Regions from separate parts of the Homo sapiens genome. Here region 1 is linked to region 2. A link is an interaction called in ENCODE POLR2A ChIA-PET data of the cell type or tissue named here. Cell type or tissue: PC-3. All regions are shown on one strand. Each heading gives the region's core, and the rest is flanking DNA. Links, peaks and the distances in the headings are about the cores only.

What was found. Peaks named below come from ENCODE experiments on the same cell type or tissue, not always from the same donor. Only the 100,000 strongest peaks of a DNase experiment are listed, where the experiment ranks them.
Region 1: POLR2A ChIA-PET joins it to region 2 with 16 read pairs; 4 of 35 experiments call an interaction of 5 or more read pairs at or near these places.

Annotation. Positions count from the first base shown.
Region 1 is chr1:219,922,073-219,939,240 of GRCh38, forward strand. SLC30A10 (solute carrier family 30 member 10) reads right to left here and starts at 6,485. Exons shown (of 4, transcript NM_018713.3): 1 at 5,729-6,485; 2 at 4,956-5,033. The coding sequence starts at 6,368. It overlaps LOC107985281 (a long non-coding RNA gene), which reads left to right and starts at 6,713. Exons shown (of 3, transcript XR_001738476.3): 1 at 6,713-7,233; 2 at 9,164-9,296; 3 at 12,793-13,020. RefSeq lists an enhancer at 6,515-6,809. In PC-3, for the core only: no CTCF peak of the experiment used is centred there; no DNase peak of the experiment used is centred there.
Region 2 is chr1:219,978,275-219,986,274 of GRCh38, forward strand. EPRS1 (glutamyl-prolyl-tRNA synthetase 1) reads right to left here. Exons shown (of 32, transcript NM_004446.3): 21 at 5,932-5,983; 22 at 4,915-5,124; 23 at 4,498-4,570; 24 at 3,104-3,183; 25 at 2,482-2,583; 26 at 1,811-1,966; 27 at 1,144-1,341; 28 at 272-445. Among named protein-coding and RNA genes, the nearest start is that of SLC30A10, 54 kb to the left of the region's middle. In PC-3, for the core only: no CTCF peak of the experiment used is centred there; no DNase peak of the experiment used is centred there.

The sequences.
Region 1 (17,168 bases), core at 4,893-12,892, 51 kb before region 2:
CCTCCCAAGTATCTAGGACTACAGATGTGTGCCACTGCACTGGTTAATTTTTTTACTTTTTAAAAGAATTTTTTTACCTTCTTGTTTGTGTGTGTGTGTGTGTGTTTTTTTTTTTTTTTTTTTTTTTTTTTTTTTTTTTTTTTTTTTTTTTTTTTTTTTGCAGAGACAGGGGTTTGCTATGTTACCCGGGCTGGTCTCAAACTCCTGGCCTCAAGTAATCCTCTTGCCTCAGCCTCTCAAAATGGAAGATTCTGAGATAAATACATCGATAATCTCCTCAGGGAGGAAAAGAGTCTCCTGTGATGAGACATCTCAGGAAAGTCTTGTTGAGAGGTAGGTAATTTGGGCAGGACTCTGGAGAGGAGACAGACTTCAACAGGCAACCACAGGAGAAGGCATTTCAGACAGAAACACCTCACGGGAGACTCGTGGGAAACTGAAGATGGAGGACGTGCTCGTGGGGCAACGCTGGAGGCTGACGTGCTAAATTTGGACTCACAGACCCTGACGCTGTTGCTATGAGCCAAAGACCTTATGAGAGTCAACCTCTTTGAGGAGCAAGATTCTCATCTGTGAAATGGGGTAGTAATAATATCTGCCTCACCTCCCTCAGAGGCTAGTTCTGTAGAGTATGTAAAAAAATGTCTGAAAACCCTCTGAGAATGACCAAGAGGTGATGATAATGATAACAGGCACCATTTGTTGAGTGGGTCCTCTGTGCTATTCTAACCACCCATGTGATCCGCACAACACAGTGATGTTGGTCCTATTATCTCCATTATATAGATGACGGGACTGAACATTAAAGAGATGAAGTTCCTTGCCCAAGGTCACCTAGCTAGGAAAAGGGAGAGGCAGAACTCAAACCAGATCTGCCTGATCACAGGGTGTAAGTGCTTCTCACCTCACTACAGATGTACATTAAATGTTGATGGGTATGCCGGGAGACAGTGAAGAGCTGATGGGGGAGGTGAGGCCATGAAGGGGTGAAGAGAAGGGCAGAAATGTCTAGAAAGGAGTATTGGCACCGGAACAGCAAGCTCTGAATGTCAGCAGTGTTTAGACCATACCCTGTATGCGGCCAAGGCTTTGAGCAGACTCCGATGTGATCACATCTATGATTCAGAAAGATAAATCTGGCAGCATTATCTGAGACATAAAGAGCACCACTTAGTAGACAACTCAATCACCTGCTAAGTTACAATGCTCTCAAGGTAGCTTTGCAAAGACAGCAAACCTCTGTACTTGGCCCTCACTTGCTGCCTTTAGATTAAAACGAAACCCCCAAAAAACGGGCATATAACATAAATTGGCAATTTGACACAAGTTGAAATCTGATGTGTCCCAGCACTTAGGAAAGCCATCAGTGCTGTTGAATTTGTTGAATGACTGGAAATAGTGCATTTGCACTGGGCAAATGGTAATGAAAAACTGAGATCTTTCTTATTGGAATTACAAAGAAACATCTCATCAAAGGGGATTTCTTTTCAAGGGATGTCAAGATGGCTATTCATCTATTTACACCAAACTTTAAAAAGCTAATTGTCTTTCTGACATATTGTTACAACATTTTTAATACATCATGTTTGATCCTATTAAATAAAATTGACCACTACAAAGCACATTGATGAGCATTTTAAGAGGATTGTGTTTTTACCATACTTTACAGTAGAAGACAGAGTGTGTTCCTTAGAACTCATTTGTTTGCCAGGCACGGTGGCTCACGCCTATAATCCTAGCACTTTGGGAGGCCGAGGCCAGCGGATTACCTGAGGTTGGGAGTTCAAGACCAGCCTGGCCAACATGGCAAAACCCCGTCTGTACTAAAAATACAAAAAAAATTAGCCGGGTGCAGTGGCGCGCGCCTGTAATCCCAGCTACTCTGTAGGCTGAGGCAGGAGAATCGCTTGAGCCTGGGAGGCAGTTTGTGGTGAGTCAATACCACGACACTGCACTCCAGCCTGGGCTACAGAGTGAGACTTCATCTCAAAAAACAAAACAAACAAACAAACAAAAACTCATTTTTTAAATTCCCATTGGAATAAGAGAAACAGTAAAGAAAGTGAAGAAATTGTTTTTGTTCACAGAGATCCCCGTAAGCTGTTACCTCTGCAGATCTGGAGAGTGGGACACAGTCCTGCTTTCTAAAGCAGTTGCTTAAATGTTAGAAATATAACCATTCAGTGGACTGTGTACTAGAGAAGCAAGCCCTGTCTGGAGTCTAGAGGCAATGTGTGATCATGGAAAGGGCCAGAAATGTGATGTAGGAGCCCAGGATTCCAGCCTTGTCTCTGCTATGAGCTGGGGTGACTTGGGGAAGTCGTCAAACTCTCCACACCCTGCTTCCTCATCTGTGAAGTGAAAGGTTGAAGTCCAATTTCCCTAAGGTCCTTCTAGTTCTAACATTCTGTGATCCTTCCCTGAACTGTGGCTCCAAGATAAGAACACAGCACCAAAGGGGAGGCCAGCCTCACACTTAGCCGGGAATATGTAAAGGCTCCTATTAGCCACAGTACAGGTACTCATCAAAAGCAGCAGGAATGATCTCAGCTAACACGGAAGCACTATGGATTGAGCCCAGCAATTCCACCCACTAATTAAACGATAATTGTATCCACTCAGTAAGATTAATGTGACTACCAGTTCACTCATTCATGAATGGTACCAGGGACAAAGTACATACTCAATAAAAATGTTAGCTAGTTTTCCTACTATAAGCCTAAACACTTTATATGTTTCATTTATTTCAAAGCAATCCCATAAGGTGGGTACTGTTATTATCCTCATTTTAAAGATGAGGGGATTGGAGGCTTAGAGAGGTTCAATAACTTGCCCAAAGTCACATGGTTCTTAAGTGGCAGAGCCATGATTCACACTCAGGCAGTTTGAAGCCAAATCCCAACCTTTCAGCCACCGCACTATTCACCTCTATCAGAAGCTAAAGGTGCACTGGTGTCAGTCCCTGTAAACCAAAGGCCCAGCCAGGTATAGCAAGGCATTCTACTACTGACATTTTTCTACCAAGAAACTTCAATAGCTTAGGACTAAAATTTGGCAAGTTCATACAAGTTTCCCAAACAAGATCACTATAACTATGAGGGCCTACTCTTCTTCTTCTTTGCATCAATCCACCTACCTATTCTCTTTCTCAACTTTGTAACATAAGAATGAGGATAGTTGGCCGGGTGCAGTGGCTCACACCTGTAATTCCAGCACTTTGGGCAGCCGAGGCGGGCAGATTGCCTGAGGTCAGGAGTTCGAGACCAGCCTGGCCAACATGGTGAAACCCCGTTTCTGCTAAAAATACAAAAATCAGCCAGGCGTGGTGGTGCGCACCTGTAATCCCAGCTACTTGGGAGGCTGAGGCACAAGGATCACTTGAACCTGGTAGGCAGAGGTTGCAGTGAGCAGAGATGGCGCCACTGCACTCCAGCCTGGGAGACAGAGCAGGACTCCATCTCAAAGAAGAAAAAAAATGAGGATACTTAACAGAACAGGCTTTGAAAAGTTAAAGCCTCTGATGGTGAACTCCACCTTAAAATTTATGTGTGTGTGTGTACATATATATATATATATATATTTTTTTTTTTTTTTTTTTTTTGAGACAGAATCTAGCTCAGTCTCCCAGGCTGGAGTGCAGTGGTACAATCTCGGCTCACTGCAACCTCCACCTCTGGGGTTCAAGCAATTCTCCTGCCTCAGCCTCCCGAGTAGCTGGGATTACAGGCACCCACCACCATGCCTGGCTAGTTTTTGTATTTTTACTAGAGATGGGGTGGGGTTTCACCATGTTGGCCAGGCTGGTCTCAAACTCCCGACCTCAGGTGATCTGCCCACCTCAGCCTCCCAAAGTGCTGGGATTACAGGCGTGAGCCACCGCGCCCACCCCAATGTATATATTTTTAAACTGGACCTTAAAAAAGAGAGATAAAGGATGATTTTTTTTTCATTACAGATTCTCTTTTAAAAGCTCACTACTAAGCTCTTTCAGAGAGCAAATTCCCCTGTTGCCTTTAAATTTGTTTGATTAATTTAGAAATTTTTAGGAGATCATATGTTATTGTTGTTATCTTCTGGATTTTCCCTATAGGTTCACTCTGAGAATTCCTTTGTAAAACAGATGTGAGACACTCAAAGTGAAGGTATCTCCTGAATTATTAATTTTTCATTGTATTATTTCCATCAAAGCCCCACTTACAGGCTTTCCCCAAACCACAGGAAAGTAGAGGGTTGCTTAATCCTTGTTGGAATTCTCAAAGTCAAAATTGGGGATTAACCCCTTCTGGGATCACTCTGAAGCAAAGTCTATGCCCAAGAAGTTGGAAGGGAGAGATGTTGGCTACAATGGTGTCCAGCGAGAAACACATCTCAAAAAGCCCTGGGCTGACCTTAGTCCAGTGCTTCCGACCTTGACCACATGGTGAGAGGCTAGCTAGGTGCTTGCCTTGGGCCTCACCAGAACACTCCCTTTGGTCCTGGGAGTGGAGGTTTTAGTGAGCCAACGGTCCCTTCACAAAAGCAGATTTCTGGCAGAAATAGCTGATGCAATAGGGTCACTCAGCAATGCGAGATAGGGCATAACCTTGGATAGCAGCTCACCTACTCTTTTCCTACCTTTATCAAAATCAATTCAATTAAAATGGGTTGCATGATTTATTAGCAATATCCACGGACCAGTAAAACCAAGTAAAGTAGTAACACAATATTAATATGTGCAGCTCTGGAGCAGGCAGTATTAGCATGGGTCTCAGTGGAGCTAAGATAAATCATTAGCAACCAGTTTCTCCCTCAGGATCAATGCAGTGATTACGAAAGAGAGTTGGGTCATAGTCTATGCATGTAACTGGCCTACTTTCAAACACACCTTTGCCTTATTAAAAGTCAAACAGAAATAAACAACACAGTCCATGTGTGTCATAGAAAGGGATTTCAAATAGGCCCAAAGTCAATCCTACCTCTGATATTCAGAGCTTCAGACTTTTTCTCTTTTTTCATCATGTCTTCTGGCTCATTCTGGGTGTTGAAGGAATCACCTGCATTCAAAGAAGAAACCTTGTGTTGTGTATAAGTTCTACAAACAAACAAAAAAAAACCAATGGACTCAAAATAAAGTTTTGTTATTTTAAATTTCTACTAGCTTAAGGGAGACCCTTCTGCACACCCACAGCTCAGAACAGTACATTTTGGCCTTGAAATAGCCTTGTGATCCACCTTTGGACTTCATTCACACATCCTTTCAAGTTAAAACAAAAAGAGGGTGAATGGGAGCCCACCTGCAGCCCCTAAACCCGTAACACCCAAGAAGACAAACGGATGGGCAAAGAGGGGGGGAGAACAACAAAATTCAGACAGCAAGTAATGAGAGGGAGGAGGGGTTGGAGAGTCCTGCCTGTTGCCCAATAATAGTGACCGATTTCCAAGAAAATCAATACTCATATACAGAGAATAGGGTAAGGGAAAAGAGGCCAGGGCTACCCGAGGATCCAGGAGAAAAAAGAAGGGATGGGGAATATGTTAAATTGGCAGAAGAGAAGTAAAGCGGGATTGTAAAGGGAATGGATTTATTAAAAAAAAAAAAAAAAAAAAAAAAAAAAAACAACAACAACAAAAAAAAAAAAACAGAAAAAAAGCATGCAGAAGAAAAAGAGGGCGTGGGGTGAGAAGAAAGGGACCGGGTGGGAGGAGGAAGGAAGGGCCAAGCGGTCCAAAGGATGCAACCGAAAGGCACCTGCTACGTTTGCGAACACGGTCGCCCCCTTCTCCCGCTTCCTTTCCACCGAGGTCCCCCGGAGGGTTACGGCCGAGTCCGAGCCTGGGGCTGTCGGGTCCGCCGCGCGCCGCGGGTCCTCCGCGCCCTGAGGCCCCCCGAAAGCGCCGGGGACACAGCCCTCCGCCAGCTGCTGCCGCTGCTGCAGGCGGCGACTGCGTCCCCGGAGGCAGCACGCGAACCAGGCGGCGCAGTCCTGGAAGATGAGCAGCCCCACCACGTTGACCAACAGCCCCAGGACGCCGACGATGAGCACCAGCTCGGGGTCATCGATGCGCTCGGGCCGGGCCAGGCGCAGCACGGCCTCCACGAAGATGGTGAAGCAGAGCGCGGTGAGGAAGACCGCGTTGCTCAGCGCGCCCACCACCTCGGCGCGGGCGTAGCCGTAGGTGGCGCTGAAGCCCCGGGTGGGGCGCCGGGCGATGTAGCCGGCGCTCAGGCCCACGCACAGCGAGATCAGGTCGGAGAGCATGTTGAAGGAGTCGGAGAGCAGCGCGATGGAGTTGCCCAGGTAGCCGGAGACCAGCTCCGCCACGAAGAAGGCGACGGTGAGCACCAGCATGAAGAGCAGCCGGCACGTCTTGCCAGAGTAGCGGCCCATCTCGCCACCAGCCCCGGGCGCCCGGCGCCGCCCAGGGGAGCGCAGCCCACCCCGCGCGCAGCCACAGGTGGGGGGCGCGGCGCGGATCCGTGAGGCCCGGTACCCGCCTCCCAGATTGTCTCGCCGGCCCTGCCCCACCGCTTTTTATAACGCGAGGCCGAGCGCCACCAGTCCCCGCACGTCCAGAGTCTAAAGGAGTGGCGGGGGCAGTATCTGAACAGCCCGTGCACCGCCTCCCGCGGCCCTTTTCCCCTCCCTCGCGGCCTGGGCCTGACTTGGCAGGTGGCCACGAGCCGATGTCTCTCTTTGTGGGACAGGACTGTGCAGAGAGGGGCGCTGCGGAGGAGAGGGGGCGTGTCTGGACGTCAATCTTCACAGACTCCCTCCCCATGCAGAGGTGGGATTCACCCAGACACCCCGCTTCTCCTGGCCCTCAGGGTCGCCAGTGTCCTGTTGACTCAGTCATAAGGGCCTTGGCTGCTGTGGGGTGTGTTCGCTGCGGTGGACTGGGACACCTTCGCGTACGTGCCCATAGGCACCTTGCGGTGCAGATTCCATATTAATCAGGTGCAAGGCCCCGGAGCACAGGCTTGGGGCAACTTGCCCTTGAGGGTGCTTCCTGCTTTTCATTTCGTGAAATGTGACCTCATCCGCCACTCAGCCCTCCACCCTCATTCCACTAACCCCAGGATAAAGCTATTTAATCCTCTCTTGTTCCTCACAGCCATTATAAACGGTGCAGGATCGTTCCTATTACCCACTCATGGCACAAGATCGTCCCCGTTCCCCTTCAGGATCTTCGCTGTCAAGGCTTCCTTCCCTGGGTGAATCGCAGGCAGCCCTCAGGAGAGCAGACCCCACTTCTGTAAGCATGCACTCCTGCCTAGCACTCGAAGGCTGGTCTACTTTGTGGTAGACACAAGTCCCTTGGCCGCCAAAGAAACCAGGGCTGACCTCCTCTGTGTACTTGTCTCATTCTTCATTGAAGAGAATATTCTACTCACCCCCACGTGTCCCTGACAGCATGACCTGATACGCAGTACAATCGACTGACCTACATGAAGGTTTATTCCAAATAAAGACTCTTTTTTTTTTTTGAGACAGAGTTTCGTTGTTGTTGCCCAGGCTGGAGTGCAATGGCGCCATCTCGGCTCACTGCAACCTCCGCCTCTCGGATTCAAGCGATTCTCCTGCCTCAGCCTCCAGAGTAGCTGGGATTACAGGCACCATGCCCGGCTAATTTTTTATTTTTTGTATTTCTAGTAGAGACAGGGTTTCACCATGTTGGCCAGGCTGGTCTCGAACTCCTGACCTCAAGTGATCTGCCCACCTCAGCCTCCCAAAGTGCTGGGATTACAGGCGTGAGCCACTGCACCTGGCCAAGACTCTTCTATTGACAACAGGCTGTGTTCCAAATAAAAGTTATCCAGAAGGTAACTGTCTCCAGGACTCTGGAAGAGGCTGAGGAAGGGACCCTTGAAGAAGGGTGTCTGCTGCTGGTCTCTTCCTGCTGTGGAGGTTTGAGAGGCCTGGCTCCTAGGTTTCTTTGTTGGTTTCTTTTGTTGTCTCATTATCTCATCCCATAGAGGATTTGAAGGTGCAGTCTGGTCATCTCTATTCTCCTTCCCCATCCCTAGCCCCTGAACTTTAACCATTCCTGAAGAATACACATGTAGTTTTGGCTTAGAAATGAATACAAATGTCTTATTCCAAAAACAACAAAAAACAAACAAACAAAAAAAAAACACAGGTCAGGCGTGGTGGCTTACACCTGTAATTTCAACATTTTGGAAGACCGAGGTGGGAGGATCACTTGAACCCAGGAGTTCAAGATCAGCCTGGGCAATATAGGGAAACCCCATCTCTACAAAAAATAAAAATAAAAAAAATTAGCCAGGCGTGTGTGCCTATGGTCCCAGCTATTCAGGAGGCTAAAGTGGGAGGAAGGCTTGAACCCAAGAAGTCGAGACTGCAGTGAGTCGTGGTGGTGCCACTGCACTCCAGCCTGGGTGACATAGCAAGGCCCTGTCTCAACCCCACCTCCCCCCAACCACAGAACATCCTAACCTCTAGCCCTATTCATTGTCCTTAGCCTTGTAAAACATAACCTTGTCTTTCAGTATTTCTGAGGTCCATAACAGCCATGCTAAAGCATCCTTGATCCAAGTCCCACCTTACACCAGATAAGCCTCCAAACTCAGAGCTTATTAAATATTTGCACCTCCAGGAAAATATCCTTATATTGAGAATTAGAGAAAATTGATCATTGGAAGTATTTTCTAAAAATCAACATAAAAATAATCAATAATGTAGAGGTAAGAAGATATAGACTACGGTATTTTTCACTAGTGTAAAATGGGAATAATAATAGTATAGGGAAGATTAAATGAGTTAATATGTGTAAAATGCTTAAAATAGTGCCTGGTACACAGTAAGCACTCAATAAATGTTCTATTATTGTTGTCAATAGTATTAATACTACAGCACATGTGTGATGGAATTACTATTGAACAACAGATGAGACACTCTAATAGACAAAAGAGATTTATCAGAGTACTGTAGCCATTGCTGTTTCTGGCTTAGACTGTCTTCAAACTGTAAAGCTTCTGAAACATTTAATATGACAGCAAGCAAAACAGTCAAAATAAGTGAGGGAAGCCTGGTGGAACTAAACTTGACAAACTAAAGCATTCCTTGCTAATTGCATGTCTTTGTCATTCACCACTGAAAGAAAACCTGAAATCAGCAGAAATGTATCACTGGAGCAAATTGCCCAATTATTTTCCTAACCAAAGGCAGATAAGAATTGTGTCACTGCCCCAGGAGTGCAGTGGATGGAACCATAAAGCCAGTGGCTGAGGAAGCTGGAGGAGCTGGAAGTGGCAGAGGCAGCCTGCCTGGGGGACCCATTCCTGACTTTAAGAAAGGGTAAGTGTTGCCAGATGGTGTCAATAAAAAGCACTGTAGAAAAATGTTTGTACTAAAACTACACACACACACACAGTATATATAAAGTTAATTGATAAAAATACAGGCTGCATTTTATTTTTATTTTTTTTAAGACAGAGTCTACTCTGTTACCCAGGCTGAAATGCAGTGGCCCAATCTCAGCTCACCACAACCTCTGCCCTCTGGGTTCAACTGATTCTCCTGCCTCAGCCTCCCGAGTAGCTGGGACTACAAGTGTGCACCACCACACCCTGCTAATTTTTGTACTTTTAGTAGAGATAGGGTTTCACCACGTTGGCCAAGCTGGTCTCGAACTCCTGGCCTCAAATGATCTGCCCGCCTTGACCTCCTAAAGTGCTGGTATTATAGGCGTGAGCCACCACACCTGGCCAGCATTTTATACTTAACAGCAAATTGTGAGGTTTAAATAGCTTTTGTTTATTGATCTCTTACTCTGCCCAACCCTGTGCTGAGAGTTTTATAAGCATCATCTCATTTCTTCCTCATCACAGCCCCATAAAATAAGTACTATTTTATAGGATAGAACCTGAGATTTTAAGTAACTTACCCAAGACCACACAAGCTGTAAATGATTGATAGATTTGAGCTCTGAACTAGGCATCAAACTCTAGAGCTTACACCCTTTGCTTCCAGATTATACTAACTCAATCATCTTTTTTTTTTTTTTTTTGAGACGGAGTCTCACTCTTGTCACCCAGGCTGGAGTGCAATAGCGTGATCTCAGCTCATTGCACACTCCACCTCCCAGGTTCAAGCAGTTCTCCAGACTCAGCCTCCTAAGTAGCTGGGATTATAGGCACCTGCCACCACGCCCAGCTAATTTTTGTATTTTTAGTGGAGATGGGGCGTGAGCCACTGCTCCTGGCCTTTAATGCTTCTTTTGTTCTAAACAAATGAAATGGTTTTTAAAAGTTCTGTTAGTATTGGTGCAAAACTTGATATGCTACAATTCACAAATTCAGAGATTATGACACTAAAAATTATTTTTATACTGGTATTTGACCAGAAATTAACAATTAGTTTTTTTTTAGAAACTGTAAAAGCATCTGTTTTTGTTTTTAGTTCTACTTGACAAGAGATGACATTGCCTTTGGAGAAGAGAATGGACATCTTTCCAAAGCACCAAATTCTTATTGTGGATGAAGTCAGCTCCTCATTGGTGAATTTATATAATGTGTACGTCTGTAACCTTTTGTACAAAGGTAATTTTTGTACCCCAAAAGTATGCATATTGGGCCTCCAAGTTTTTTTAGAATCCATTAAACTTAAGAGATTCTTGACTTGAGTAACCATTCTTTTTTTTTTTTTTTTTTTTTTTTTTTAGTGATGGAGGCATGAGATGTGCAAAAGATTAAAAATGAGGTAGTGAGGCCAGGCGAGGTGGCTCACGCCTGTAATCCCAGCACTTTGGGAGGCTGAGGTGGGCGCATCACCTTAGGCCAGGAGTTTGAGATCAGCCTGACCAACATGGAGAAACCCTGTCTCTACTAAAAATACAAAATTAACCGGGCGTGGTGGCGCACGCCTGTAATCCCAGCTACTCGGGAGGCTGAGGCAGGAGAATCGCTTGCACCTGGGAGGCAGAGGTTGCAGTGAGCCGAGATCCTGCCATTGTACTCCAGCCTGGGCAACAAGAGCAAAACTCCGTCTAAAAAAAAAAAAAGAAGAAAGAAAAATGAGATAGTGGTCAATACTAATTTGAGTGGGCTATATTTATAAGGGAGTTGTGATTTGCAGCCCACCTAGAACGAAGCAGCTCTAATATGAATGTAAAGCTGTGCCCATCAGCCTGCAGTGTCCTCACCCAAACGCCACCTCCATGGTTTCTTCAAAATGCCACTTGTTCTTGCAACGAAAGAGTATGTCTCCTAATAGCCCTGGCCCAGGAAGTGTTAGGAGCACGAGCATAGCATCACGTGATACCACCTACTTACTGAGAAAATACCAGACTCTAAATAATTTTAATTTTGCACTCACTTTGAGAAAATTTAAAAGGCAGAGTAGCGCTGCAGTTAATAATTTGAGCTTTGGAGTCGGACCGATTTGGAACTAAATCTGGGCTGTGCTTCTCACTTGCAACTGCTCTTGTGACCTGGGGGACACGTTCCTTACTAAACCTTCTCTTTCCTCACCTGTGAAATAGGGATAATAATAGTATCTACTTCATGAGGTTGTCATGAGACTTAAGTGGGAAAAGGTATATAAATTGCTTGGGATAGTGCCAGGTTCATAAGAAAGGCTCAGTGAATATTAACAAAAAATAACCATCACCTGGAGTTTTAAATCCAAGTTTAGAGAGACAGCAGAATATTTTCCTTCACCAAAGGATTCGCTAAGGATTACTTTTAGAGAAAATACACATTTAAGAATTTGTTTACAGATCCATCTGGGGAGCAGTGAAGTTTATGAAGACATAAGATAAAACATGTTTAAGTTTCTGCAATTAGAAGAGAAGTATAGGCCAGGCGCAGTGACTCAACGCCTGTAATCCCAGCACTTTGTGGGGCCGAGGTGGGCGGATCACCTGAGGTCAGGAGTTCAAGACCAGCCTGGCCAACTTGGTGAAATGCCATCTCTACTAAAACTGCCAAATAAAGGCCGGGTGTGGTGGCTCACATCTGTAATCCCAGCACATTGGAAGGCCGAGGCGGGTGGATCATGAGGTCAGGAGATCGAGACCATTCTGGCTAACACGGTGAAACCTCGTCTGTACTAAAAATACAAAAATTTAGCCAGGCGTGGTGGTGGGCACCTGTAGTGCCAGCTACTCGGGAGGCTGAGGCAGGAGAATGGCGTGAACCCAGGAGGCGGAGCTGGCAGTGAGCCGAGATCGTGCCACTGCACTCTAGCCTGGGCAACAGAGCAAAACTCCGTCTCACACACACAAAAAAATACCAAAAAAATTAGCCGGGCATGGTGGTGGGTGCCTGTAATCCCAGCTACTCAGGAGGCTGAGGCAAGAAAATTGCTTGAACCTGGGAGGCGGAGGTTGCAGTGAGCTGAGATCATGTCATTGCACTCCAGCCTGGGTAACAAAAGTGAGACTCCATCTCAAAAAAAAAAAAGAAGAAAAGCATAGTTTGAAAGACAATAGTTCCACATATACAAAATATAGGAACCAAAGTTACCATCTGTTGATCGCATGGATGTAAAAAGATGACATCAATTTTTATATAACACCAGGATGATGCCTTTTTTTCTCGAAGTATTTCAGAATGCATTAAATTTAAGAGATTCTTGACTTGAGGTGAACGCTATTATTTTTCCATGAGATATGGAATGATAAAAGCTGGGTAATGGCTAACACCACTTTGAATGGGCTGCTGATAAAGGAGAAATACTTCCTTGGGCTATTAGATTCATTTGAGAGCAAAGAGGCCAACTGTGGTATCTGGGGTCATCTTGTCATTATTGACACTATAGCACTGCTCTCTGTGTTTCTTACCATCTCCAGGTCACAAGGACAACCCCAGAGACGCACTCATAGAGAAACCCTGTGCTTGGGGTTTGTCAAGGGGACAAGGGTAAGTGAAAACACGAAAATGAAAGGGGTTATGGCTACTAGGAAGAACAGGGGAAAGGGTTAAAGGCAGAACTGGCAGTTTAAGAAACACTTTTCATTCAGAGTTCATCATCATTTACTGATATCATTTGGGGTCTGAATCCTCCTGATGGGTGAACAGTGAGGGGGAAAAATCAGCTTTTAGACTATTTCCAATTCAAATGGAAGCAAAAAGAACTACAAGTTGCAAGAAATAGAGAAAAACCCCTTGATGTTGATTCTAGACCTAATTGTTTTAACTGTAAGTTAAATTGTGTTATTTTGTAAGTTACAACAAGGTTTCCTATGTGTTCTTTGGTGCCATCAGAAACAATCCAACACAGATGGCAACCTTCTTCACTGCTAGATTTCGCCTTAATTTTTAGACTATATGAACATGAAAAAAGCCTTTTGCCCAAGAAATTGTGGAAATAATTTTGTGTGAAGGGGAGAGAGGGTCAAAACCAAAGATATTAATAAATGTCCTTAACTTTATTTGCCAAGTGCACTGGTTGAATATGTAGTGGGACAACATAGGCTTTGGAGCCATGCACATCTAAAATCCAATCTTGCTTCTGTCAGCTCTTCGCAAGTGAGCAAGTCACTCAACTTCTGAGCCTCTATGTTTTCATTTCTAAGCTAGATATAGAGGTATCACTCTCTCAGACAGTAGTTATGAGAATCAAATGAAAAAGCTTATGTAAAGGGTCTTGCATAGTTCCTTTAGTGGATAATCAACAAACATTGGCTCCTTCCATTGATTTCTGGCTGTTGTCATACCCAAAACTATTGTTGACTTCCAGTTGTGGAATCTCCTTCATAGTTATCTAGAGTATCCTACTTTTTATAAAATCATGTATGTCCCCTTAATCCAAATAATCTACTTAGCTAATTATCTTAAAACAAATTAGCTATTGACTAATAAAATATTATATGAATATAAAACATTGATTAATACTATGTTACAAATATAAAAATATTTAAAATAAAATCTTTTGTAAATCTAAACCCAAACCCCCTAGTTTTATCATTGACATCCTTCTTTTGCCATCATGACCTACCTGCTAGTCATGTGGCAGAAAAGTAGAGAGAATCAAGGTATCTGGACTGGGAGACACTATTACTATCACAAAATGAGAGGCTGTTTTGAATATTGAAATGAAGTCTGGAAGAGAACTAAGATTCTTGACCTCTGACATGAAGTTATTGTACAACTTGGACCAGTTACAGAATTTCTGAGCCTTAGTTTCCTAATCTGTAAAATGCAAAGAATAGCCTCATACTACTTAGTGTATCTAGTTGATTTGAATATCAAATAAGATAATGAAGGTACAAATATATAGAAAAATAAAAGGCATTATTGCTGTAATTATGAAGCCATGGACCCACAACCAACATGAGTTCTAGAAAGCAAGCACTGTATTTGTGGCCACCAGTATTTAAATGGGTCAGCTTAAGCTTCAGATTGCCTGGACCCCTCCCTGAACCCCTCCCTGCTTTCCTGTGGTAAGATATCCTGTTCCCTTTGTCCCCTTGGATACAGAGGTAGGCACGTACACCAATCACAGTCCCTCATGCCCTGATCACAATGCTTGGTTCAAGAGATGGGCACTTGACCCAAGATGGGCCAGAGTTCTTCTTTCGGAATTTTTCAAATGAACCTGGGAGAGAGGTTTCATTTCTTGTCTGGTCATTAAACATGAGGATGTGACTTGGAGCCCCTGGTAATCCTGTCTTCCCCTGCTTCTTTCCAATACCCTTCAAACTGCAATAGGAGAGGAAGCAGAAAGAGCTGAGAGGCAGTGGTAGAGAATCTTTGCTTTCCTTCTTCAATTACGCTCCTAATTTGACTTTTGAATGCTGCACCCTCCTGGTTTTCCTTATATTTCATTGACAGTTTCCAAAACACTTACATTCTATTGTGTACCTGTAATTCTGAAAGTGGCTTAGCCACAGTTCTATATTCAAATTGATTTGATGCTCACCAACAGTCTTTTCATACCATGGCTTTCCAATTTCTGAGCTCATCTTGATTCACATTTTGGTTGACTGGATTTCATCTAGTCTTTTTTTAAAAAAAGAAGAGCTCTTGGGTTATCTACATATATATATTTGTTAATGTCATTATGTTGCCATTCATAAATGAGCAAAACTTAGATTAGATGGGTATGAAATTCATAAGTTCGTGTTTTATTTTATTTCTGAGAACTGTATAGACATCTCATCATTGTATCTTGACATTGCATGTCGCTGTGGAAAAATCTGAGTACAGCCTGATATTTGTCCTCAGGCTTTTTCTGCCTAGATGCCTGTGGGATTCTTTCTTTATTTTTGATATTTAGCAACTTCTCCAGAATGTATGTATGAATTATTCCATATCAATTTTCCCTTTTGGTATGCAAATTTTTATCATCATTTAGTTCAGAAAAAAAATCTTCTATTATATCTTCGAATTTCTTTCATGGGGCACTTGTCTGCTTTCTACATCAGGAAACACCTAGTGTGTATATTATGCTGCATGTCTGCTCTTTGTTTTCCATATCTATTATCTGTCTTCCAGTTGCTTTAAATTCCTTGATGAGGCCAGGCACAGTGGCTCACGCCTGTAATCCCAACATTTTGGGATGCCAAGGCGGGCGGATCACTTGAGGTGTGGAGTTCAAGACCAGCCTGCCAACATGGCAAAACCCCATCTCTACCAAAAATACAAAAATTAGTCAGGCGTGCTGGTGTGTGCCTTTAATCCCAGCTACTCGGGAGGCTGAGCACAAGAATCGCTTGAACCTGGAGGCGGAGGTTGCAGCGAACTGAGCTCGCGACACTGAACTCCAGCCTGGGTGACAGAGCAAGACTTAGTCTCAAAAAACTAGAATAATTCCTTAATCAATTTCTCCACCCTGTCTTCTAGCTCACTGATGGTTTTCAGTGGTGCTTATTTTATGCCTCACTGCTTCCTATATGAGTTTCATTTCTGTAATGTTTGTTATCTTTTCCCTAGCCACCGGAGTTCTGACAGTTCATGTTCATTGTTTTATCTGAAAATTTCTTCTGTCACCTGGGGTAATTATTATTTTTCTTCAATGTATTTTTTCTTCTGCCTTTTTTGCTGGTTCCTTTTTTAACTTTTTCTTTGTAGTATCTCTATGTAGTTACCATGTTGGATCTTTGCTGATTATCATGCATCTTTGAGTGGGGCACTTATATCCAAATCTGCTAACAGTGGGGGAAGGGGTTGAGGGATGGAACAAAATATGCTTCTTCCCATCAGGATAAGTCACTCTGGAGATGGCCTACATGGTTCACAATGGAGCTGCCCAGTGCAGTTTTTGATTTGTGTTAGGGGAACACTGCATTCCCCCAAGCTTCACATTTCCATGAGGGCGCCTCCAAAGGCCCATCACTCTAGACATCTTTCTACCACTCCCCTGACTTTTCCCAGAGGCAGGATCACTTCTCTGTCCAGTAAGCTTGGGAGAAAGAGTGCAGCATGCTCAGCTATCCTCTTCTGGGACTTCTTTTTCAAATTTGCCTTCCCCAGGGACCTGCAATCCTGCTACATGAGAGAAGCTAACTGGGGCAGGTTTTGCCCTGTGGAGGGAGGCCTGGGACTGGGTGAGGAAGTTTAATTCTGGGGTGGACGATTAGGAAGCTCTTTGCCACTACATGTCTAAGCCATATCCTTCAATATCAGTAATCAGGTTAATATTTTATGTTCAACTGTCATCCATATCTTATGTTATCAATTGCTTCCAAACCTAGAAGAGTAAGAAATGGGTATTATTTATGTGTCCCTGAAGCCCTAACATATTGGTAAGTTGGCAGGAACCTTGAGAAAGATAAAGATGAGTATCTACAGGCCAAAGTAACCCATGGAGATTGAGCCTGTGGTAAGCAGCTGCCAGGTTTTAATGCTTCAGTAAGAGTGAGTCAGGCAGTCAGGCAGTATTTCAACCTTGGCAGGTCGCAGCAGCTTATTGGCTACAGAAGAATGCTGCTGTCGTAGCTATGGGGCTGTTTTAACAGACCTTAGTGAGCATGAGTTTTTAAGAGCAATTTTTATTACATGCTGCAGTATTACTGTGCAAAGAAAATGAGAGAGAGTAATTTGCTCTCAGAAACAACAGGCAGACTAAGTTAGAGGATTGGAGAGCTTTCTTGGGGCTAGAAAGATACAAAAAAGAAAAATGCCCACATATCTAAATACTCTTAAAAGGGGGATGAATTAGATGAGACTGGGGACTAGCAACCAAATAAATCTTTCAGAAGCAGGAAGGCAATATTTCAGATAG
Region 2 (8,000 bases), core at 1-8,000:
CGTGAGGGTAATCATAAACAAGCGCTCGAGATCGTTTTTATTCTAACATAATAAAAATAAGCTTCCACAAAAACTATTTTAAATTTAGGTATCACTATTGCAAAGCTATGAACTGTGTCAGTGCTCAACAGTTTAAGTGAAGAAGAAGAAAACTCACAACTATCAAAATAGAGGAAAGTAATGAGAAACCTCGTTTTATAAAAACATGCAGAGGAAAATCTAAACTCAAATTGCAGATGTTGGGGGTAAAAGATAAAGCTTAGGAATTTACCTTGAGCTCCCAGTGATTGAATTTCCAACCTGGAGAATAATTATCTCGTAAATCAGCTCTAACGCGGATGTTAACACTGAGTAATCGCCTTCGATAATCATTGCATTTTGCAATCAGCGCTTCTTTGTCTTCTTCAGAAAGTGCATTGGTAATGCCACAAGGAATAATCACCACCTAGAATCAGCACAATGTCCCAAATGTATGCAAAGAAACAGATATAGAAGTAATGAGCTCTCAGAAGTCGAAACCTACCAGTGGCTATATTATTAACACGAATCAGCTGTGTGATTTCTAATCTTATATATAATGTCTACTAATTACCTGCAAATCACTTACCCGTGCTAAATGCATTTTCATCTGACCCACTATATTTCACTTAATCTATTTTTCATATGTGTGTGTATATATATATATATATATTTTTTTTTCCCCCCCAGCCTCCCAAGTAGCTGGGACTATCAGTGCATGCCACCACACCTGGCTAATTTTTTGTAGACTAGATTTTGCCATGTTGCCCAGGCTTAGTCTCAAACTCCTGGGCTCAAGCAATCTGCCCGCCTTGGCGTCCCACAGTGCTGGGATTACAGGCGTGAGCCTGCATGCCCAGCTCATTTAACATACTATAAACCGTTTTTAAAAAATGACTTCTAAAAATGTTTATATAAGTAGCTTAAAAATTAAAAGAGTAAGAAACAATAAATAAATAATACACACAGTCACAAAACACTAGGGTCCAGACTGCATTCCACGTTGTTTTTATTATCAGAGAAATCTGCCTGAATGATATTCAGAAAATCACCCTTTCAAATTTCCTTTAGTAAATATGGCTTGTATTTTATAAAATGAGTGATAAACAGGAATATTTTCCTTACCTGAACACATGCTACACGGGGTGGTAATACTAAACCCATGTTGTCCCCATGAACCATGGTCATAACACCAATAGTTCGAGTTGTCAGGCCCCAGGAGTTTTGATAGGCAAATTGCTTCTCTCCTGGTATCTTTGGATCTTCAAAAACGATTTCAAACATTTTGGAAAAATTCTGCCCTAAATGATGTGATGTTCCTCCCTAAAATAGAGAGAGAAAAATAAGCTTCATTTTTAATAACCTATTATGCCCTTGAAAATGATTACTATAAGATCACATGCTTTAAAATGGCACTACACTTTTTTTCTCCCTTTTTTTACATTAAATAAGGTTTTTAATTATAAGCATAATTACCATAATAAGAGATTAAGATTAGTCAAAAAATACTATTTACAAGCATTTTGCTCTGGGCAGCCCCTTTTATAGCAGTAATTTTACCTACAACAGTTAAAAAGGAATTCATATTTTAGTAGTAATTCAGGATACATACTATGACTTAACGAACCATGGAGACAGAGGAATGGGATAGATTTGTTTGAAATTATTATACGAAAGTACATGAAACACTTATTTTTTAAGAGTCTACTTCTGTGATGACAGAAGAAATTATTGGATCTGTCCATGGACTGTGCTTACAGTGACCTACGAATCCTGTGTGGCAGTTTGATACCTGGATAGCTCTTCCACTAGCAGATATAAATGCTTCTATTGTAGTTGTATAGTCTCCTCCTGCAAATTTTTCCTTTTCCGTCTTTCTTCCTTTAACAACAGGAATTGCCAGGAGTTCTTCATATACCTGAGCATATAAGTCAAGTATCTGCAAGACCTGTAACATTTTAAATGTAAATGTGTTCAAATTTAGGGTACATTTATTCATTAAGATCTATAAAACTGCACTACTTAAGACTAATTGTGTGGGAAAAGCAATCTGAACAATAAAAACCTCTTTTTATGAAAAGGTTAAAGCAGCCAGTGTGAACTTATTAAGAAAGATATTCAATGAAGCAATGTAAAAAGAAGTCAAATAACTTTTTAAAATGTATATATGTTTAGAATATAAGAGAAAATAAATGTTAAGAAAGATATACAGTATCAAAATGCAAATTTCCTGAAAAATAATTTTTTCTACACATTAAAGTCCAGAAGTATTTTCACCTAAAAATTTAAAAGAGCCTATTTCCTTAATAATAACATTCCAATAAGCAGTTACTTAAATCCATGAACATTTGAATTAATTTGATTTTGCTTTTAACAGGTGTTACATACATTTTAAATAACAAAATTGCAGAACCTGAACAAAAATAATGGAACATAGTTAATATGGAAAATAACTTTTTATACCTCTTCCGCTGCCTCTTCCATGGTAGCAAAAGCACTGTGCCCTTCCTGCCAAAGAAATTCACGAGTACGTAGGAAAGGCTGAGGATGCTTGAATTCCCAACGCTGGAAGAGGCAAGAAAACAATTTAGTCATTATAAAGAGCTTTTCAATTTTTTTTTTTTGGAGACAGGGTCTTGCTCTGTCCCCCAGGCTGGAGTGCAGTGGTGCAATCATGACTCACTGAAACCTCTGCCTCCCAGGCTCAAATGATCCTTCTACCTTAGCCTCCCAAGTAGCTGGGCTACAGGTGCACGCCAATGCAGCTGGCTAATTTTTGCATTTTTAGTAGAGATGTGGTTTTGCCATGTTGCCCAGGCTGGTCTCAAAATCCTGGGCTCAAGTGATCTGTCGGCTCGACCTCCCAAAGTGCTGGGATTATAAGCATGAGCTGCCACGCCCAGCCACTTTCCAATTTTTATTACCATTTTATATAATAAGTAATCAAAAATTACAATTTATCTTAAATACTTCAAAAACAGTTCCATACTCCCAATCCTTTGAAAATAAAAACAAAATGTGCTTTAAAAAAAAAAAAAAAAAGAACATGAATAATAATAGAATACAAGAGGGGGTGAATACCTACCACCACATTGCACCACTGATTGAGCTTGATGGGCAGGTCTCTGTGTGACTGTACCCATTTTGCATATGCAGGATACATTACTGAAAGACACGGGAAAATAGAGACAGTCATTTAAGGCTTTATTTCTCCTTTAGGGATGTAACAGCTAAACCAGCAAGATAATTAATAGGAATTAAAATGTAATAAATAAATTTGAAAAATAAAATGTATGTTTGTGTAAATATATTTCCAATGTTTATAATAAGTGAATAGTATTATCTATTTCATGAAGTGTATTACTCAAGGATACAAATCTAAACTTGATCATATTTTACATTCTTCACAGATTTTACATTCTTCACATAACAGTTAATGTACTTCGACGGTTTTCACATTTTGTTTTTAAAAACACAAATAAAGGTCATGTTCTATGTTAAGTTCTCTGCATTCATTGACCTGTTCAATTCTCACATTCAACCCACAAGAAGGTATCATAACTCAGTTTTAAAGACGTGGAAAGCTGAGTTTATAGAAGCTAAACAATTTGCTGAATCCAGCAGTTATGTATGAGAAGCAGAATTAATTTATATCTGATGCATCTACTCAGAGTATGAAAGCTCTTGCAATGAAGTGCAAAGTGAAGATACCTGTCTTAGAATAGCCTGCTCATGATCTATAATTAGTAAACCAAAACAAACAAAACTTTGCCAAATAGTCTGAGAGAAAAAAACTGGTATCACAATATTAATAATGTATTATACAAAAGTATCACTAGAAATATCAATAAGAACAGACAATCCTGAACTCTACAGATGAATGATCACTTTGAAAGACACTGTAAAGCCCAAAACCTCAAATTTTCCAACAGCATTTCCATTTACCATACGTAATTTCAGAAAAATCATTTAATCTTTCAGAGACTTTTCTTTACCTGCAAAATGGAAATCACAGTAACTTTCCCTGCCTTCCTCACAACACTGTTGTAAGAATAACACGAGATGACGTAAAAGTACTTAGCAACCTATGAACACCCTACATGAATGCAAACCTAAATGTATTATTAAAATTTAAAAATAATTATGGCATAAAAATTGCATTTGCAATATTATAATCAATTCCAACAATAAAAATTATTCTAAGAATAAAACTCCTTGAAAAGTCCTAAAAATTTACAGCATAAAAATGAGTATTTAAATTAAAAATCCTATAATTTAATGATAAGGAGCTCTACAATGAATATTAGAGAATAAAACTCTAGACAACTTAAGTTTGCATTCAATCTTCATCAACATTCATGAAATGTTATATCGTCAACAGAGATTATAGCTATCACAAAGCAAAAGCTGAGACTCAACTTTAGAGGCTGTCTCTAACGTTCAGTGAGCATTCTCTTGCACTCCAATGCCTATTCTCACCTGTTTCACTAGTAGGACGAATGGCAATTGGTTCTGCCAGCTCGGTTTTGCCAGATCTTGTAACCCAAGCAACCTAGTAAGAAAAAATCATTTTTCATACTTTTTTTTCAATAGCATTTTGGAGCAACAGTACAAATGCAGGCAAATTTCCTCTGTTTTAATTTTTGCTATATCAATTTAGGCAAGTTAAAATAGTCGCTGCTGTTCACTGTGAGGAAAGGTACGCACTTACTGACCTTCTAAATATTAAAAGTCAGTTAATTAATGTAACAAAATCATTACTTGCTATAAAGGTAGAAACAGAACTTTTTAATAAAAATGGCTTTATATTTTTCAAAATTGGTTGTTAAAAGTTGAAAATATATTTTCCAGTTTGTCAGAGAACATTGCAAAAAATAAAAAAGCAAGCTCACTTACCTCTGGGGCAAAGTCAGCAACATGAGTCTTCTCTTTCTCTAATGCACTTTGAGACACAAACATGGGGAAGTAGCAGTTTTCAACACCAAGTTTCTTGATCTCAGCATCAAAAAAGTCCTTGATGGCTTCCCAAATGGCATAGGCCCAGGGACGAAGAATATAACAGCCACTTATGTCATGGTATTCAATCATTTCTGACTTTGTGATGACCTTTTTAAAAGAAAAATAGTCTTTAAAGCTTACATTGAACCAAAATTCTAGTATAAGTGGCAAGAGTATGATAACCAAAATTCAAATCTGGAGGCTTCTACTGTTGATAACATCCCCTTAATGTGGGAGGTCATAATGGAAGTAAAACAGACCTGACTATACTGAAAAACAACATATAACAGGGTTCCAAACTCTCCATAAAACTTGAATTCCACCGGGCATTGTGGCTTAGGCCTGCAATCCCAGGACTTTGGGACGCCGAGGTGGGTGGATTGCTTGAGGTCAGGAGTTCGAGACCAGCCTGACCAATATGGTGAAACCCAGTCTCTACTAAAACTACAAAAATTAGCCGGGCGTGGTAGCGTGTGCCTGTAGTCCCAGGTACTCGGGAGGCTGAGGCAGGAGAATTGCTTGAACCCAGGAGGCGGAGGTTGCAGTGAGCCAAGATCGCACCACTGCACACCAGCCTAGGCAACAGACTGATACTCCCGTCTCAAAAAAAAAAAAAAAAAACTTGAATTCCAATCCTGCCTCTGCTATTGACTATATCTTTGTGGCTTTGAATTAATCCCTTTATCTCACCTAAAAAAAAAAAATCAATCACTATCTCATGGTACTGCTTTTCAATTCAAGACTTTATGTTAACATGTTGAAAAATAATGTCATGTTAAATGACTACACTGTGTATTATTAAAGGCATTATACAACATTATTACTATTGCCTTTGTGCCCATATTTTAGAATCTGAACATAAAAAGCAGCCATTGACAGACTTAAAACATAAAAATCAACTGAATGCATACTCACCTGAGAATACCAATCAGCAAGATTTTCTTCTTTTTTTGCCTCAAGACCCAACCTGCAGATGTGAAAAGTAAAAGATAAATATCTTCATTCAGCAACTGCTTTAGGTTGAATAAAAATAAACCTCTAAAGTTCAAAATAGATTAGTCTTTCTTCAGTATGAGTTATTTCTGTATTTGTAACTCTTCTATATTCATTCCCAAGATAACGTTGTTGTTTTCTTGTTTTGTTTTTGAGACAGGGTCTTACTCTGTCACCCAGGCTGGAGCGCAATGGTGTGATCCTGTCTCACTGCAACCTCGGACTCCTCAGCTCAAGAGATTCTCTCACCTCAGCCTCCCCAGTAGCTAGGACTACAGGTGCATACAACATCTGGCTTATTTTTTTATTTTTATTTTTTGGTAGAGGCAGGGTCTCGCTATGTTGCCCAGGCCAGTCTTGAACTCCTGGCCTCATGCAATCCTCCTGTTCTGGCCTCCCAGAGTGCTGGGATTACAGGCATGAGCCACCATGCCTAGCCCCTAAGATAATGTTTTTAACCTAAAAAAACAGTAGAAATGCTGGGCACAGTGGCTCACGCCTGTAATCCCACCACTTTAGGAGGCCAAGGCAGGCAGATCACCTGAGGTCAGGAGTTTGAGACCAGCCTGACCAACATGGAGAAACCCTGTCTCTACTAAAAACAAAATGAGCCAGGCGTGGTGGCGCATGCTTGTAATCCCAGCTACTCGGGAGGCTGAGGCAGGAGAATGAATCGCTTGAACCTGGGAGGTAAAGGCTGCAGTGAGCCGAGATTGCGCCATTGCACTCCAGCCTGGGCAACAAAAGTGAAACTCCGTCTCAAAAGAAAAAAAAAAAAAAAAGAAAGAAACAAAAACAGCAGAGACATCTCTTAAAAAGTTGAGAGATATTGTCCACAAAATCTAGGAAAGCCAAATGTAACAAAAGCTATGATTCTATGCAGACATCTCTTTTACAAGGTTCTTTTTAAGGCAATGTATTTGTAATAGAGACACAGCCTGTTCACACCTATTCTCCCACTAAAAAAGAAGAATCTTATGCCAGTTAAAATTATAGTAAGATCACTGTTTCACTGAAAGTAACACCTAAAAAGTAATAAAAACAATGGCTATAAATACACACACATATGTGTGTGTACTGATGTGTGCATATTAGCCAAATTTATGTAAGTTTTTCTTTTTCTTTTTTTGAAACAGTCTCACCCCATCGCCCAGGCTGGAGTGCACTGGTGCAATCTAGACTCACTGCAACCTCCACCTCCCAGGTTTAAGCGATTCTCGTGCCTCAGCCCCCCTCCCCCACCCAAGTAGCTGGGATTACAGGTGTGTGCCACCATTCCTGGTTAATTTTTTTGTATTTTTAGTAGAGGCGGAGCTTTGACATGTTGGCCAGGCTGGTCTCAAACTCCTGACCTCAAGCGATCCACCCATCCCAGCCTCCCAAAGTGCTGGCATTACAGGTGTGAACCACCACGCCTGGCCTCAAGTTTTTCTTTTAACTAGAATAAAAGTTGCAGAGATAGATGCTTGTAAAATAAACTAGGTCTCCAATAAAAAAACTATTTCAGACAATAATCATTTTCTTGAAATATCAACAATTATTCAGGATAGAGATGGTCTCTTTTTGGAGTTTAAAAACAAGGTTTTACTGGCTAAAAATTTTAATGTATTTGCATTTGCATTCTCCATTGTTTCACTATGACATACCTCAACAAAATAACTCTGTGAAACCTAGCACTTTCACAGGCACTAAGAAAGTAAAAGGTGAGAAGTTCTACATTCTCTTCTACCCTGCTATAACTCTGGTTATTCAGTTTAATAGTCAAAAGGAAAAATAACTGTTGCATTCTCTTGTTTAAAGAGACATTGTGTATATGACATGAGAGCTAAGAGGCAGCAAAATTTGATACTCAGCTAAACAAATGTAAAACCAAAGTATCTCAGTAACAGCTTTTTCTTCTTATTAAGTAAGCCATTAAGGGAAACCCATCACAAAGTTCACTGTAATTGTGGAAACAGATAAAAAATTACAATTATGCGTCACTTAATGAC